2 separate regions of the Homo sapiens genome follow, and region 2 is linked to region 1. A link is an interaction called in ENCODE POLR2A ChIA-PET data of the cell type or tissue named here. Cell type or tissue: Panc1. All regions are shown on one strand.

Region 1 (8,000 bases):
AGATAGAGTAACAGACTTCTCACACTGTATTTTTAGGGTATGGAGAATTTAGAAGGTTAAAGAATTACTGCTTCAATTTTTCAGTTAAAAAAAAATCAGGAAGCTCTGTTCATTCAGGCTATGCACCATGTGCACAGTCAAGAATTAGCAGAAACCCTCTGCATTTACAAACACTTTGTGCTATAAAAAAGTAATTTTTAAAAAGCCACGTGTGTGTGTGTGTATATATATATATATATATATATTTAAAGCCAAGGTTTTGATACTTTTTTACAAAAACTACAAGAGAAAACAAATATACCTGTCCAAACCATATACTTTTAAAAGAGCATTTTTTTTTCCATACAAGCTGTTGTTAATTTGGGGGTAAAGTGCTGATTTGCAAACTTCATCAAATTGTTCCCAAGTGGATTCTCCTTGTTTGTCTCCCCCTACCAACCCCAAAGTTACCATATTTGATGTAAGAATCAGGCATGTTAGAATGTTGTGTCACACTAACTGATTCTGCTCTTTTTGTCTTGTCATTCAAGTTCCGTTAGCTTCTGTACGCGGTGCCCTTTGCAGTCTGGTGTCTCTTCCAGAGGCGAGGGGGCTGAGGATGGGGTGCTGCATCTCACTAGCTATACTGGCATCATCTTGGTAAACTGAAAACCAAATGTGGACATTTGTAAAATCAGTGCACTGTTTCTAGAGAGAGATTAAATTCATTTAAAAAAAATCTTTTAAGTTTTGTTTCATTGTAATACTTTAATGAGGGGGAGTGAACTATTACTGAGTCCCTAATGTGTACCAGTATTCTATATAAATTATCCCAATCTTTGTCAACAATTCGGTGAGATAAATACTATCAATACTATCCACTCCCATTTTATAGATGAGAAAATGGGCAAAGTAACTGCCCAAAGTCACAAGGTTATTTTTAGTGCCCCCAAAGAGCAATTGTACATGTAGCATTCTCTGCCTAAATTTTCCTTCTCTGCCTCCACATGACTAACTCCTATTTGTCCTTGAGTACTCCACTTAGGTAATGCCTCCTCCAGGAAGCCTTCCCTTTTCTCTAAGACTAGGTTAGATAACTCACCTCTGTACTTCGATAACAATTTTTGCCTACTTGCATCCCAATACTTCTGCCTTACCATTCATTCCCATGCCATTGGGGTTGCTTTTGCCAAGGTCATCCAGGACCTCCTCGATTATAAATCTGGTAAACATTTTCAGTCTTGCTCTTCCTTGACCTGGAAGCAGTAGTTAACACTGTTAGCCACTCTTTTCTTGGCATATTCTTATTTTGGCTTCCATGATAACATTTCATGTTTTTTCTCCTATCTCTCTGGCCACATCTTAGTATCCTTTGCCTACCCCTTAAATTATGGTATTCCATCTCAAATCCATCCACTTTTCTATCTCCATTACTTTTTTTTTTTTTTTTTTTTAAGAGACAGGGTCGTACTCTGTTACCCAGGCTGGAGTACAGTGGTAGGATCATAGCTCATTGCAACCTCCGCCTCCTGGGCTCAAGCAATTCTCCTGTCTCAGCCTCCCGAGTAGCTGGGGCTACAGGTGCACGCCACCCTGCCCAGCTAATAGATTACTTAAACTACTTATCTGAATGTCATACTTCTAGTCTTTTCATTTTCCAATCTAACCTACAAGACTGCAGCCAAAGTGTCTTTCTAAAGTACCATAGATGTATCACCACCACTTCTTTCCACTTTCCTGCTTAAAGCTCTTCAACTGCTTTGCTGGCACAAAAATCCAATATTCTTGGGTTTGCCCAAACTCTTTTAATATGGCTTATAAAACCCTTCATGATTTGGCTTCTGCCCTGTCTCCAGCTTCATCACTCACTACTCTATATTCTAATCACACAGTTCTGGGCCTCCGTCTGGAACATTTCCTTCAGGAACATTTCCCTAAGGACCCTGCACTGGATTAGGAGTCACCTCATGTGCTTCCATAGTCCTCTGTGCTTCCTTTATTGGTAATCTTATCCTTACATTGTAATTGCTTGTATGCTCCTTAACTGCCTCCTCTGCAAGCTCTGTGAACAACTGTCTTGCTCAACATTGTATCCTCTCTGCACATGACACTCAGTGGATGCTCAAATAAATGATGCTGAATGCAGGCACTGCAGACACACAGACCATGCTCTTTCAGTTACACCATGTCTCATATCCAGAAACCTGGATTACTTCACAGCCTGACTGGAGTTGTGTGTCCTTTAAATTTCTCAACACTTTTGTTATTTGCCACATCTGAAGATCCCCAGATTCACTTATGATTTTTATAATTTTACTCCTGGAAAATAACCTTGTAGCAATTGCTTAATCCCTCTACATACTTAACTCTAATTACCACCTCAAGATTGTTGTGATGATTCAAAGAACAAGCACAGGTAATCCCATTGACCCTAGGGGCTGACATTTATTAGGTGCTTGATACCTGGTCCCTTTTCTTTTTTTCTCTTTTTTTTTTTTTTTGAGACAGGGTCTTGCTTTGTCACCCAGGCTGGAGTGTAATGGTGTGATCATGGTTCCCTACAGCCTCGACCTCCCAGGCTCAAATTATCCTCCTACCTCAGCCTCCCAAGTAGCTAGGACTACAGGTGTGCACCACCACACCTACCTATTTTTTAAATTTTTTGTAGAGACAGTCTCCTATGTTGCCCAGGCTGGTCTCAAACTCCTGGGCTCAAGTGATCCTCCTGCCTCAGCCTCCCAAAGTGCTGGGACTACAGGTATGAGCCACTGTGTCTAGCCCCCTTCTCGTTTATACAATTCCCTTGTTACCACCCATATCCAGTGTTTTGTAATAAAAATGTCTTATGGTTTTACAGCAATTTAGTTTCCGAGACATTGTTTCTTACAACAGTTCTGCTAGGTGTACATTATTATGCTCATTTTAAAGAGAAGGAAACTGAAGTCTAAAAAGTTGAGTCGGTTCACCTTTGGTTACAATGAGTCATTGTTACACAGGGATTATTTTAACCTGTGTCCAGTGATTTTTCCCCCACCACACCTACTCTACACTCTGCTGCTAATGCTTTTGCAGGGAGAAAAGGACTCCGTGTTAAGACTGAGGGCCGGGCGCGGTGGCTCATGCCTGTAATCCCAGCACTTTGGGAGGCCGAGGCAGACGGATCGCCTGAGGTCGGGAGTTCGAGACCAGCCTGGCCAACATGGTGAAACCCCGTCTCTACTAAAAACAGAAAATTACAAAAATTAGCTGGACATGGTGGCGCATGCCTGTAATCCCAGCTACTTGGGAGGCTAAGGCAGGAGAATCACTTGAACCCAGGAGTTTGAGACCAGCGTGGGCAACATAGGGAGACTTTGCCTCTACAAAAAGTTTAAAAATTAGGTAGGCGAGGTTGCGGTGAACTGAGATCACTCCATTGCACTCCAGCCTGGGCAACAAGAGCGAAACTCCGTCTCAAAAAGAAAAGACTGGGAATAGGAATCAGAGACTGCTGTCCCAACTTACAGAATCGTATACAGTTCTAGCCGCCAGGACCCAAGAATGATGTCATCTCGGCACTGTCTCTAGAACCATTCATTCTTTCTAAGCCTGGAACTTAGATGAGTGAAAGCAGGTTCCTATTACATAATTATGATCTTGATTGCCCTGGGCCTACTCAACTGTAAATTTTTTCCAGAGCCAGAAAGGCTTCACAGAGGACAACTTTACCCTGAAAAGAAAGGACCTCTTTGGTCAGTGGTCCTCAACTCTGACTCACCTGAAAGCTTTACAAAAAGTACCAATGCCCAGGTCCAGCGCTGGAGATTTTAACTGGCTTGGGGTAGAGCCCTGGCATCAGTATTTTTAGAGGCTTCCCAAGTGATTGCAATGTGCAGCCAGGCAGAGAATTACTGCTCGGTAAGTGGGATGACTGGGGAGTGGGAGATCAAATACTCTAACGTCTCCCAGCACCTATTCTAGAGATCAGTGGGGCAGAAAGGTAGAAATAAAAGGTGGAAAGGGATGAAATGGGTAAGTGTGGGTGAATTAGTTCCAGGAAAACGGCAATCTCCACTGTGGATTCAGGGAAGGCGTCACTGAGGAGGGCTTTCTTAACAGTTCAGGTCAGTGGAAGCCAACTTGAGGCACACATCGTGCGCGGCATCCTCCGGGGAGGTCGGGTCATTTCACCCCATTTTACTGCCGAGATGACCTAGGTCCAGAGACGGTAAAGAGCGGTGTACGACTCACACAAGTCGGGGGTCCTGTGAACCGAGGTTGAGCCTGGCGGGCCTTCGGCCCGAGGTCTTTAAGCGAAGTCACCAGACCCGGGGTTCAAAGCCCAGAGGTAGGCAGGCGGCTGGCTCTCCGCCTCAGGCCTGGAGAGAACCCAGGGGTATGAACCTCAACCTCGCTCCCGCGTCCAGCTGGAGGGGCGGAGCTGGCTGGCCCCGCCTCCGGGTTAAACAAAGTTCTTTACAGACTAGGCGTGAGGGGATGTTGCAGTCTTGTTGCCACTTCCGGGCGAAGAGGTTAGCGAGAAGGAACCCCTCCACGCAGCGACGACGGGACCTGACGTCACTTCCGCGCGCCGCCGCAAACGTCAGTGTCGGGCGCAGACGGCGGCAGTGCGGCTTGCTCTTGGAAGTTCAGGCTCGGTTGTCTTTTGGGAGCCATGGAGAGTGACTTTTATCTGCGTTACTACGTGGGGCACAAGGGCAAGTTCGGCCACGAGTTCCTGGAGTTTGAGTTTCGACCGGACGGTAAAAGCAGCCTGCCGCCCGCCGGGAGCGGGGACCAGGCCTGGGGGCCGGCGAGTGGGGAGGCCGAGGGTCGGAAATCTGTGGGGAACTAGAGGAGGGAGGGACTGAGACCTGTGCAGTGCAGATCTTAAAGGAACGCCACTGTGTCTGCTCCACGGGGTCTTTCTATCCATTCAGCAAACGTTGACTGAACGCCCACTGTGTGCCAGGCTCTGTTCCACTCTTTGGGAATACGGCAGCGAAGGTAGACAAACTTCCCCTCTCGTGGAACTTGTGTTTTACTGCCGGGAGAGAGATCATAAACAAAAAGATGATTCCAGATAGCAGTGAGTGGTCAAAAAATAACATGGTAGAATAATTGCTGGATGGGCTGCTTTTAGATAGGTTGGCCATTAGAGAGCTCTCTGTAAAGGGTATATTGCAGCCGAGTCCTAATTAACAAGAAGGGCTCAGCCTTGTGAAGCTCATAAGGAAGACCATTCTACACAAAGGGAATACCAGATGTCAAGGCTGCAGGGCGGGAATGAGCTAGGCGTGTCTCAGGTGGTCAGTGTGGTTGAAGAGTGGTGAGCTGGGAGATAGCAGGAGATGATGTCGGATAGGTAGGTAGGAGCGGCACCTCTTAGGTCTTTATAGACCACGGTAAAAAGTTTGGACTTGGAAGGCCTTTTTTTTTTTTTTTTTTTTGAGACGGCTTTCGCTCTTTTTGCCCAGGCTGGAGTGCAATGGCGCGATCTCGGCTTATTGCAACCTCCGCCTCCCGGGTTCAAGTGATTCTCCTGCCTCAGCCTCCCGAGTAGCTGGAATTATAGGCGCCCACCACCACGCCCGGCTAATTTTGTATTTTTAGTAGAGACGGAGTTTCACCATGTTGGCCAGGCTGGTCTCGAACTCCTGACCTCAGGTGATACGCCCGCCTCGGCGTCCCAAAGTGCTGGGATTACAGGTGTGAGCCACCGCGCCCGGCCGGGCTTGGAAGGTTTTAAGCAGAGAAGAAATGTGATCTCTTCTTGAAAAAGCATTCTGGTTATTGGGTGCGGAATGGGCAAGAGTGGAAACAGGGCTATTGATTAGGAGACTGTTGCAGTTGTCAAGACACGAAAGATGTTGGGGGCCGGGCGCGGTGGCTCAAGCCTGTAATCTCAGCCCTTTGGGAGGCCGAGGTATGCGGATCACTTGAGGTCAGGAGTTCAAGACCAGCCTGGCCAACATGGTGAAACCCCGCCTCTACTAAAAATACAAAAATTAGCCGGGTGTGGTGGCAGACGCCTGTAATCCCAGCTGCTCGGGAGGCTGAGACAGGAGAATCTCTTGAACCTGGGGCGGAGGTTGCAGCAAGCTGAGATAGTGCCACTGTACCCCAGCCTGGGTGACAGAGCAAGACTCTGTCTCAAAAAAAAAAAAAAAAAAAGATACTGGTTGGGACTACAGAGATAGTAGAAATGGAGAGAAAGATTTAGGAAACTGTTGGAGGCAGAACCAACTGGACTTTGATCGTTGATAGGATTTTGTTGGCAGAGGCACTGTGGTGAAGGAAAGAGCAATCAAAGATGACAGAAGACATCCACTAAGTGGGGCACAAAGATGAATCTGACAGGCCTCGACTGTGAGGGAGATAGATTTGTAAGCAGTGATAAAACAGCACATTAGGTGTTGTGGTAAAAAGAAACAGAGGAGGCTCGCAGCAGAGAAGGGTGCACCTAACCAAGCCTGAGGGTCAGAGGAGGCTTCCTACATAAAATGATGGGAGGAGGGGATGTGAGGAATTGGTTAGGAGACGAAGAAGAGTCAAGAAGGCATTTTAGACAGCATGCAAAGAAGCTGAAAACCAAAAAGTGCTTGGGATGTTTCAGGCAGAAACCAAGTAGTTTGACTTCAGCTGTGTGAGAGAAGAATATTGGCAGGAATGAGGCTGGAAAAGCAGGCAGGGGCTTAGCTTAGCTGTATGCCATGTTGAGGAGTTTGGATTTTACCAGGAAGGCAGTGGAAAGCCATTGACTTTATCAAAGTATTAGAGTAACCTAATCTGATAGATCTGTTACCACATCACCTTGTCCACTGTATGGACAGTGAACTGAATGTGAAGAAACTTGAGGCAGAGAGACAGCACAGAGGCTGTTGGAATAAATTCACTGGGCTCATCTCACATGTATGTCTTCTAGTCTACATGTCTTCTATTTCCTTCTGTCTTCTCCTCATCCCCACCATTAATCTGTCAGATGCACACATGGGCAAAGGGTCTTGTGTACCAAATGTGCTCAGTGATAAAAGCAGCAGCTTCTCCATCACAGAAATAGAGTATGGCACAGTCACATGATAATATATGTAAACTGCATCCTACAGTTTTCAAAATGTTTTCACAGCTCATTTGAGCCTCAGGAGGTCCTATGTGTCGGTAAGTTATCAGTTACTAGGCCTGTTTTCAGGACATTCACCTGCAAAAATGTGATTTGACAAAGTCAGAAAAGAGCCTGCCTGTGTTTATACCCCACCTGAGCTGCTTTTTGCAGTAGTTGAGTTTCAGCTGTATATTTGGCTGTTTAAGCCTGAAGTGAAGAACTGAAAAGACTAGTATTGTTGAAATACCTTAAGAGTAAATAATAAATCTGTTAGACACTTTTAGCAAGTTAGATACATTTTGGGCAACTGCTGATGCCTTGGCATGGTATTGATGCTTTATTCATATGTTTTTATTATACGTTGAAATTGTTTTTTGCCCCCACAGGGAAGTTAAGATATGCCAACAACAGCAATTACAAGAATGATGTCATGATCAGAAAAGAGGTATGAGCCTTCTGCCTTCTGAGAGTCCTTCATTTGCTACATTTCAGCTTTTTGTCTTGCATTGTTTTTATTGTTTCTAGTAGTATTGAAAGATAAAGAACAGGGAGAGAGACACATGTCTGTAGACAGCTTCTGGATTATTTCCCAAATCATCTTTTAGTTGGGATTTTTTTATTTTACATTGTGGAATCAATTACTGGTAACCTTTGACATACCTTGGTTTGAACCCTGAGTCTGCTGCTTACTACCCCATGTGACCTTGGGCAAGTTCCTGGCTGAACTTGATAAATCTCTGTTTCTTCACCTGTAAAAACAGGAATAATAAAAGCTACCTCCCACTCCCAAGTGCTGTCATAAAATTAAATATGTTCTATTTAAAGTGCTCTATATTCCCTGTGTACATGGTACACAATGAAGAGCTATTTAATTTACATCTGAGTGGGAAAGGGAGCATGGGAAAGCAGTTGACATCATTGAATGCATGTTAGATGTCAG
Region 2 (8,000 bases), 260 kb after region 1:
AGGCAGGAGAATCGCCTGAACCTGAGAAGGGGAGGTTGCAGTGAGCTGAGATCTCACCATTGTACTCCAGCCTGGGCAGCAAGAGCAAAACTGTCTCGGAAAAAAAAAAAAAGAAGAAAAGCTGGGTGTGGTGGCTCACACCTATAATCCCAGCACTTTGGGAGGCCAAGGCGGGCAGATCACCTGAGGTCAGGAGTTCGAGACCAGCCTGGCCAACATGGTGAAACCCCGTCTCTACTAAAAATACAAAATTAGCTGGGCATGGTGGCGCATGCCTGCAATCCCAGCTACTCGGGAGGCTGAGGCAGGAGAATCACTTGAACCCAGGTAGCGGAGGTTGTGGTGAGCTGAGATAGCGCCACTGCACTCCAGCCTGGGCAACAAGAGAGAAACTCCATCTCAAAGAAAAAAAAAAAAAAGAAAGTAATCATTTTATATCTGTATCTACATAAAATATTTAACTTTTAGATTAAGTTCCATATTAGGCAGAATATGTTCACTACAGTTTATCTCTTGCATTGATTACAACTGAAAACACTGGATATAAAAATAAAAATAAAAAAAACTGCCTGAGGACTCTGAAAAGTAAATAAAAGCAGGGGGATTATAGAGCAAGTCAAAACTTGGAGAAGCCACTGCATAAGGGTGAGGTCCTGGTTGTCTTTTTTTCTTTTTAGGCTCTCTCTCTCTCAACAGCTTTGCCCCAAGGTTGAGCACAGCCCTGGAACAGCATGGCAGCAGAAACAGCAAAGGTAGCTAAAACTCTAACAGAAACCCCATCTTCCTAACCAAAGGAACTAGGAAAAGAAATCTCTGCAGGCTGGAGAGTAAGGGAAGAAGTCTATAGTGGAGAGAGCCAGAGAAGAGGATCCCCTAATTCTGTGTATAGACCTGTACAAGTCTCAGGCTTACTCTGACGTAGGCATACATTTAGAGAGCTGAGCAAAGACTTTAACCACCACCCTCAGAAGGCAAGACAGAACTTATTGTCAGAACATACTGGCTTAAATGCTTGCTAAAACAAAAACATCAACATTCTCCAAAGGATCTATATAATAGGACATTCACCCTGTCCAGGATACAATCCAAAATTGTTTGCTATACAAAGAATCAGAAAATGTAACCAATACTCTCAAGGTAAAAGACAATCAACAGATGCAAAACCCAAGAAAGCCCAGATTATGGAATTATTAAAGACTTTAAAACAGCTGTTAGAACTACAAGGTAAAGAAAGCCCACTAGAAATGAACAAAAAGATGTAAGCTCTCAGCAGAGAAATAGAAACTATAAAATGAACCAAATGGAAATTTTAGAACTGAAAATACAATATTTGAAATAGAAAACTCATTAGAATGGTTCATGAGTAGAAAGAACATGAAGGAAGAGTCAGTGAATTTAAAGATATATCAACATAAATTATCAAATGTGAAGAACAGAGAGAAAAGGGGATTCAAAGTGAACAGTTTCAGGGACCTATGGGACAATATCCAAAGGTCTAATATATGCATCATTGGAAGTCCAGAAGAAGAGGAGGAAAAAATTGGGACAGAACATACATTTAAAGAAATAATGGCTGAAAACTTGCCAAATTTGGTAAAAGTTTTGCATTTTCAGACTTAAGAAACTCAGAAAACACAACAGAGAATAAATTAAAAGAAAACCATGCCTAGACATTACACAATCAAACTGCTAAAAATCTTGAGAATAGCTAGAGAAAAATGGCCCATCACATACAGAGAAACAACAATTTGAATGACCATGACTCCTCGTTAGAAACTATGGCGGTCAGAAGACTGAAACAACATGTTTTAAGTGCTAAAAGACCTGTCAACCTAGAATTCTATAATCAGCCCAGAGTTCCTTTAGGAATTAAGGTTAAGCAAAGACATTTTCAGTTGAAGGAAAACTAAGAGAATTCATCTCCAAAAGATCTGCTTTATAAAAAATGCTACAAAAAGTTCCTTAGGCTAAAGAAAATGATTACAGAGAAAAACTTGGGTGTTCAAGAATGAAGAGCAACAAAAAATGATAAATATCTGGATAAGTATAAAATACTTTTTCCCTCTTAGTATCTTTAAAATTATGTGTGACATTTTTACCCATGACATATAACAGACATCTAAGTGTATGACTGTTGAAAGCAAAACTTATAATATTATATATTGGGGTTTTCAATGTAAATAGATATAACACATATGACAATTATAACATAAGGGACAGTGTACGGCAAAGGGGAGTCAGTGAATGGACCTATATGGTTGCAAGGCTTCTACATTTTATGTGAAGTGGTACAATATTAACTCAAAGGAGACGCTTAAGGAGGCATACTATAATTCTTATCGCAGTGGTTCTCAACTGGAAGAGTTTTTTGTTTTTTTGTTTTTTTGAGATGGAGTCTCGCTCTGTCACCCAGGCTGGAGTGCAGTGGTATGATATCAGCTCCCTGCAAGCTCCGCCTCCCAGGTTCACGCCATTCTCCTGCCTCAGCCTCCCAAGTAGTTGGGACTACAGGTGCCCAACACCATGCCCGGCTAATTTTTTGTATTTTTAGTAGAGAGGGGGTTTCACCGTGTTAGCCAGGATGGTCTCGATCTCCTGACCTCGTTATCTGCCCGCCTTGGCCTCCCAAAGTGCTGGGATTATAGGCCTGAGCCACCGCGCCCTGCCAACTGGGAGAGATTTTACCCCCCAGAAGACATTTGACAATATTTGAAGACATTTTATGGTTGTTACAACTGTGGGGGGTGGTGCTACTGGCATTTAGTAGGTAAGAGGCAGGGATATTGCTGAATATCCTACCATGCACAAGCTGTATCACAAGAATGATAGAGCTCAAATGTCAATAGTGCCAAGGTTGATAAACCATGCTCTATAGCAACCACTGGGATAAACAAAGAAGAAAAAACAAAGAGATATGGTGAAAAAAACAATCGATAAGTTGAAATGGCATACTAAAAATATTTAAATAATGCAAAAGAAGTCAAGAGGAGGGGCACAGAGGAACAAAAATTACAGGGGACAAATAGAAAACAGATAATTAAATGACCAACCTAAATCCTACTGTATCAATAATTACATTAATTATCTAAATAAATATTGTCTAACAGAAATATAATGCCCACACAATACTTTTAAATTTTCTAGTATATATTTTATTTAATATATACATTTTATATATATATAAAATATTTTCATTCAACATGTAATCAACATAAAAAAATTATCAGTGAGCCAGGTGGCTCATGCTTGCAACCCCAGCACTTTGGGAGGCTGAGGCGGGTGGATCACTTGAAGCCAGGAGTTTGAGAACAGCCCGCGCAACATGGTGAAACCCTGTCTCTACTAAAATTACAAAAATTAGCTGGGCATGGTAGCATGCACACCTGTAATACTCGGGAGGCTGAGGCACAAGAACTGCTTGAACCCAGGAGGCAGAAGTTGCAATGAGCCGAGATCACACCATTGCACTCCAGCCTGGGTGACAAAGCGAGACTCTGTCTCAAAAAAAAAAAAAAATTATTAATGAAATACTTTACATTCTATTTTTCAATATTAAGTCTCCAAAACTCCATGTGTACTTCACACTTACAGCACACGTCAATTTGGACTAGCTACATTTCAAAGACTAAAGTATAGCTAGTGGCTGTCATTATCAGCACAGGTTTCGACACTCCAGTTAAAAGGCAGAAATCAACAAAGTAGATTTTAAAAAATACATTATCACGGCTGGGCGCAGTGGCTCACGCCTATAATTCCAGCACTTTAGGAAGCCTAGGTGGGTGGATCACCTGAGGTCAGGAGTTTGAGATGAGCCTGGCCAACATGGTGAAACCCTGTCTCTACTAAAAATACAAAAATTAGCCGGGCGTGTTGGCAGGTGCCTGTAATCCCGGCTACACAGGAGGCTGAGGCAGGAGAATCACTTGAACCCAGGAGGTGGAGGTTGCATTGAGCTGAGATTGCACCACTGCACTCCAGCCTGGGCTACAGAGAGAGTCTCCGTCTCAGAAAAACGAAAAAACAAAAAAAAATTATTGCTTACATGCTGCCTATAAGAGATACACTTTAAATAAATTAACATAAATAGGTTGAAAGCAAATGAATAAAATCTCATGCAAAGAATAAGCATAAGAAAGATGGAGTAGCTATTTTGGTCAGATAAAAGAGCCTTCCAGACAAATAATATAATCATAATACAAATTATCTGGACACTCCATCATCTTAGTGTTGGTACTGCCTAATACCACAAGTTCTAAAACGTCCACTACCAAAACAGCTTACATTCATTTCCCACAGTGTGGCAGAGCCAACGTTAAGGGAAAAGTGAATAGTGAATTCTTTTATCTAACGGTCAAAGTGAAGTTTTCTCAGTGAAATTTACTGAATTAATCTGCCCTATTCAAAGATGTTACCTTCTGGACAGAGTCCCAGTGCTTCATAAGTAAGGAGTTCGTTGGTAGAAAAGCAATCGTGAAGTTCTATTACGTCAATATCATTTGGTGTCAGGCCAGATTTCTCATAGCATTTTCTTGCAGCTTCTTTACTCATATCAAAGCCAACCTAAAACCAAAACCATATATAAATAAAGGGCACCAAAACTGGGCCTTTTAAACAAGTATTTTAAGAGATTAATAGATGCATAACCTTAACAACTGATAATTGACCACATATATTAAATTTTTGCCCAGGTGCATTGGCTCATGCCTATAATCCAAGCACTTTGGGAAGCTGAGGCAGGAGGATCGCTTGAGCCCAGGAGTTTGAGACCAGCCTGGGCAACAATGGAAGATCCTGTCTCTACAAATAATTTAAAAATTAGCCTGGCGTGGTAGTATGTGCCTGTGGTCCCAGATACTTGGGAGGCTGAGCTGGGAGGATCGTTTGAGCACAGGAGGTCAAGGCTGCAGGGAACCAGGATCACCCCACTGAATTCCAGCCTGGATGAAAGAGCAAGATCCTGTCTCAAAAAAGAAACAAAAAAAGAAGAGAAGAAGAAAAGAAGAAAAGAAAGAAAGAGAGGAAAGGGAAAGGGAAAGAAAGGGAGGAAGGAAGGGAGGGAGGGAGGGAAGGAGGGTCAGTCAATTGATTCTATATTACACAGAAAGTCTAAATAAAATAACATCTAGGAGAAGGATGTACATATTCAATTTTGTACTAAAAAATGACAGAATTTTTAAATAAAATATATAAAAAGGACCTAGAATTCCTCAGAGCATATCTTGTGCTAAGTTACAAAACTTCTGTCAAACTACAATGTATAGTTGTGATAAACAAGTTGAAGACATTTATTACCAGATCATTATGAGTCAGATACACTGAAAAATATGGGAGAATTTCTATATAAAATGACACAATCTTCTTTTAGAAGATCATCTAGGATTCAAACCATTTTTCCAAAGTCCATGTTCTTAACATGTTTTTCTCCTCAAATAATAAAATAACTTTTCTTCAAGGAATAAAACGGTGAGGCCAGGCGTGGTGGCTCATGCCTGTAATCCCAGCACTTTGGCACTTTGGGAGGCCGAGGCAGGTGAATCGCTTGAGTCCAGGAGTTCAAGACCAGCCTGGGTAACATGGCAAAATCGTGTCTTTACAAAAAAAAAAAAAATACAAAAACTTAGCCAGATGTGGTGGCACATGCCTGTAGTCCCACTTTCTCGAGAGGCTGAAGTGGGAGGATTGCTTGAGACTAGGAGGCAGAGGTTGCAGTGAGCTATGATCGCACCACCACGCTCCAGCCTGGGCAACAAAGCAAGATCCTGTCTCAAAGAGAAAAAGAAAAAGAAATAAAACTGTGGTATAATGAAAAATGTACTATAACCAGGAAACCTAAATATAAATTCCACCTCTGCCACAACCTAACTGTGATCTTGGGCAGTTACAAAAACATTTTCCAGTTCACAGTGTTGTTGTAAAATCATTTGTAAACTATAATTTAGCATGCAATTTTGTGTATTGTGTGTATGTCTTCAAATATTCAACTAACTCTAGGTCTGAATTTTCATCTTTTTTACTTTTTCCATTTTGTACTCAATCTTTATTCAGAATTTTTAAAGTGCTGAGGGTCAAGAAAGTTCATTAAAATCATCTTTGTGGCAGTGTGTGGTGATTCACGCCTGTAATCCCAGCATTTTGGAAGGCTGAGGCAGGTGGATCACTTGAGCCAGGAATTCAAGACCAGCCTGGGAAACATGGCAAAACTGTGTCTCTACAAAAAATACAAACATTAGCCGGCAGTCGTGGCATGTGCCTGTAGTCCCAGCCACTTGGGAGGCTGAAGTGGGAGGATTGATTGAGCCTGGGATGTGGAAGCTATAGTAAGCTGAGATCGCACTACTGCACTGCAGCCTGAGTGACAGAGTAAGACCCTGTTGAAAGAAAGAAAAGAAAAGAAAGAACAACAAAACAAAACAATCATTTTTCCCTTAACTCTGTAAGATTGGAGTTCTAGGCATAGTCAACTTAAAATAATGACAAATAGCATGTCTAGTTAATTAAAAGTTATTATATAATAATGCATGGCTCCATCACAAGAATCATGAGACTCCATCTTAAAAATAAAAATAACAAATAGAATCTCAGACATACCATTTTAATAATGCTTTTTTCTTCAAACGAGCTTGGCAAATCAGTCATCATTTCTTGTGCCAAAATTTCCACAGCTTTGGATTGCAGGCCATACTTCTGTACAAATGCTTCACTGGCCAAAATTGCTGCTGCAGCACCATCTGAAGTGGGACTAAGAGGAAGTAAAAATAATTCTCCACACCCAGTAGCACCTGATCGGAGGATTTCAGACTAGGAGTTACTTCTATGTGAAAGGAAAGGCCAAATATGCTTGCTGGTCAGTGGATTGTCTTCTTTGTGATATCTACAGTTGTAAATCACACATGCTTCCCACCTGAGGACTGAACCTCTATCAAGAACTTAAATGTTGTCAATCACTACTTGGAATCTAAGAGTCCCAAAAAGTTCTTTTTTTTTTTTTTGAGATGGAGTTTCGCTCTTGTTGCCTAGGCTGGAGTATAATGGTGTTATCTTGGCTCATTGCAACTGCAACCTCCTCCTCCCCGGTTCAAGTGATTCTTCTGCCTCAGCCTCCTGAGTAGCTGAGATTACAGGCATGCGCTACCACGCCTGGCTAATTTTGTATTTTTAGTAGAGACGGAGTTTCTCCATGTTGGTCAGGTTGGTCTCGAACTCCCAACCTCAGGTGATCCGCCCGCCTCGGCCTTCCAATGTGCTGGGATTACAGGCGTGAGCTACCACGCCCAGCCCCAAAAAGTTCTTATTGCAAAGAATTACCAATTTGCCTCTGGAGATGCATAAGGCATCTTCTGAGGAGTAAGTCCAAAAGGTTATTCCTATCCTAATACAATAAAGATTCTACTACAGACCGCCCCAGCTCCAACTTTGCTATCTCCAAATAACTCAGTCCTGAAATCCTTTTGGAAACTGGGAAAAGATAGCTTGGGAATACAAAACCATCTGCTTTAGTTAAGACTCTCGAGATCTTAAACAGATCTTTTTCTTACAGCAAACTGTGATGGAAGGTAGCAAACACAAGAAGTCTTCTGGGAGTTCAGTTAGACTTTCTAAATGGGCAGACCCTCATATCACAACAAATAAAAGCTGACCCGACTTATTTCTTTCCATCCCAGCCTGTATCTACAGGGCACAGCCAGGTGTTAACTAGGACACAGGCAGGAGCTAAGCAGTACTCACTCAATTTTCTAGGAGACAGATACTGTCAAGCACTTTGCAAGAAACAACTGTTATCATCATTAGAGCTATGAATTTTTCCTTGTTTTACTTTTACTCATAGCTACTATTATAGAGTAGAATTTCCTGTAGTAGAAGTACATAGCAGGGAAAACAAAATGCTTTGGGCTCCACTGGCCCCCAAGCCACAGTTTAATGAATAAATACAATTGCAATCACCAAAGTAGGTAGAAGTCCTGCAAGAAGAAGTAAAACACATCATTTTCCAAGAGAAGAGA

Evidence for each region. Peaks named below come from ENCODE experiments on the same cell type or tissue, not always from the same donor. Only the 100,000 strongest peaks of a DNase experiment are listed, where the experiment ranks them.
Region 2: POLR2A ChIA-PET joins it to region 1 with 13 read pairs; 4 of 35 experiments call an interaction of 5 or more read pairs at or near these places.

Annotation. Positions count from the first base shown.
Region 1 is chr1:53,235,082-53,243,081 of GRCh38, reverse strand. It overlaps MAGOH (mago homolog, exon junction complex subunit), which reads left to right and starts at 4,564. Exons shown (of 5, transcript NM_002370.4): 1 at 4,564-4,721; 2 at 7,447-7,505. The coding sequence starts at 4,634. LRP8 (LDL receptor related protein 8) reads left to right here. Exons shown (of 19, transcript NM_004631.5): 19 at 1-718. It overlaps MAGOH-DT (MAGOH divergent transcript), which reads right to left and starts at 4,472. Exons shown (of 3, transcript NR_038953.1): 1 at 3,737-4,472; 2 at 1,137-1,235; 3 at 299-644. RefSeq lists enhancers at 4,553-4,682, 4,723-4,782, 4,270-4,911. In Panc1, no CTCF peak of the experiment used is centred here; a DNase peak (open chromatin) is centred at 4,481; H3K4me3 peaks cover 2,706 bases; H3K27ac peaks cover 2,050 bases.
Region 2 is chr1:52,976,956-52,984,955 of GRCh38, reverse strand. It overlaps SCP2 (sterol carrier protein 2), which reads right to left. Exons shown (of 16, transcript NM_002979.5): 9 at 6,589-6,739; 10 at 4,413-4,560. Among named protein-coding and RNA genes, the nearest start is that of SCP2, 54 kb to the right of the region's middle. In Panc1, no CTCF peak of the experiment used is centred here; no DNase peak of the experiment used is centred here.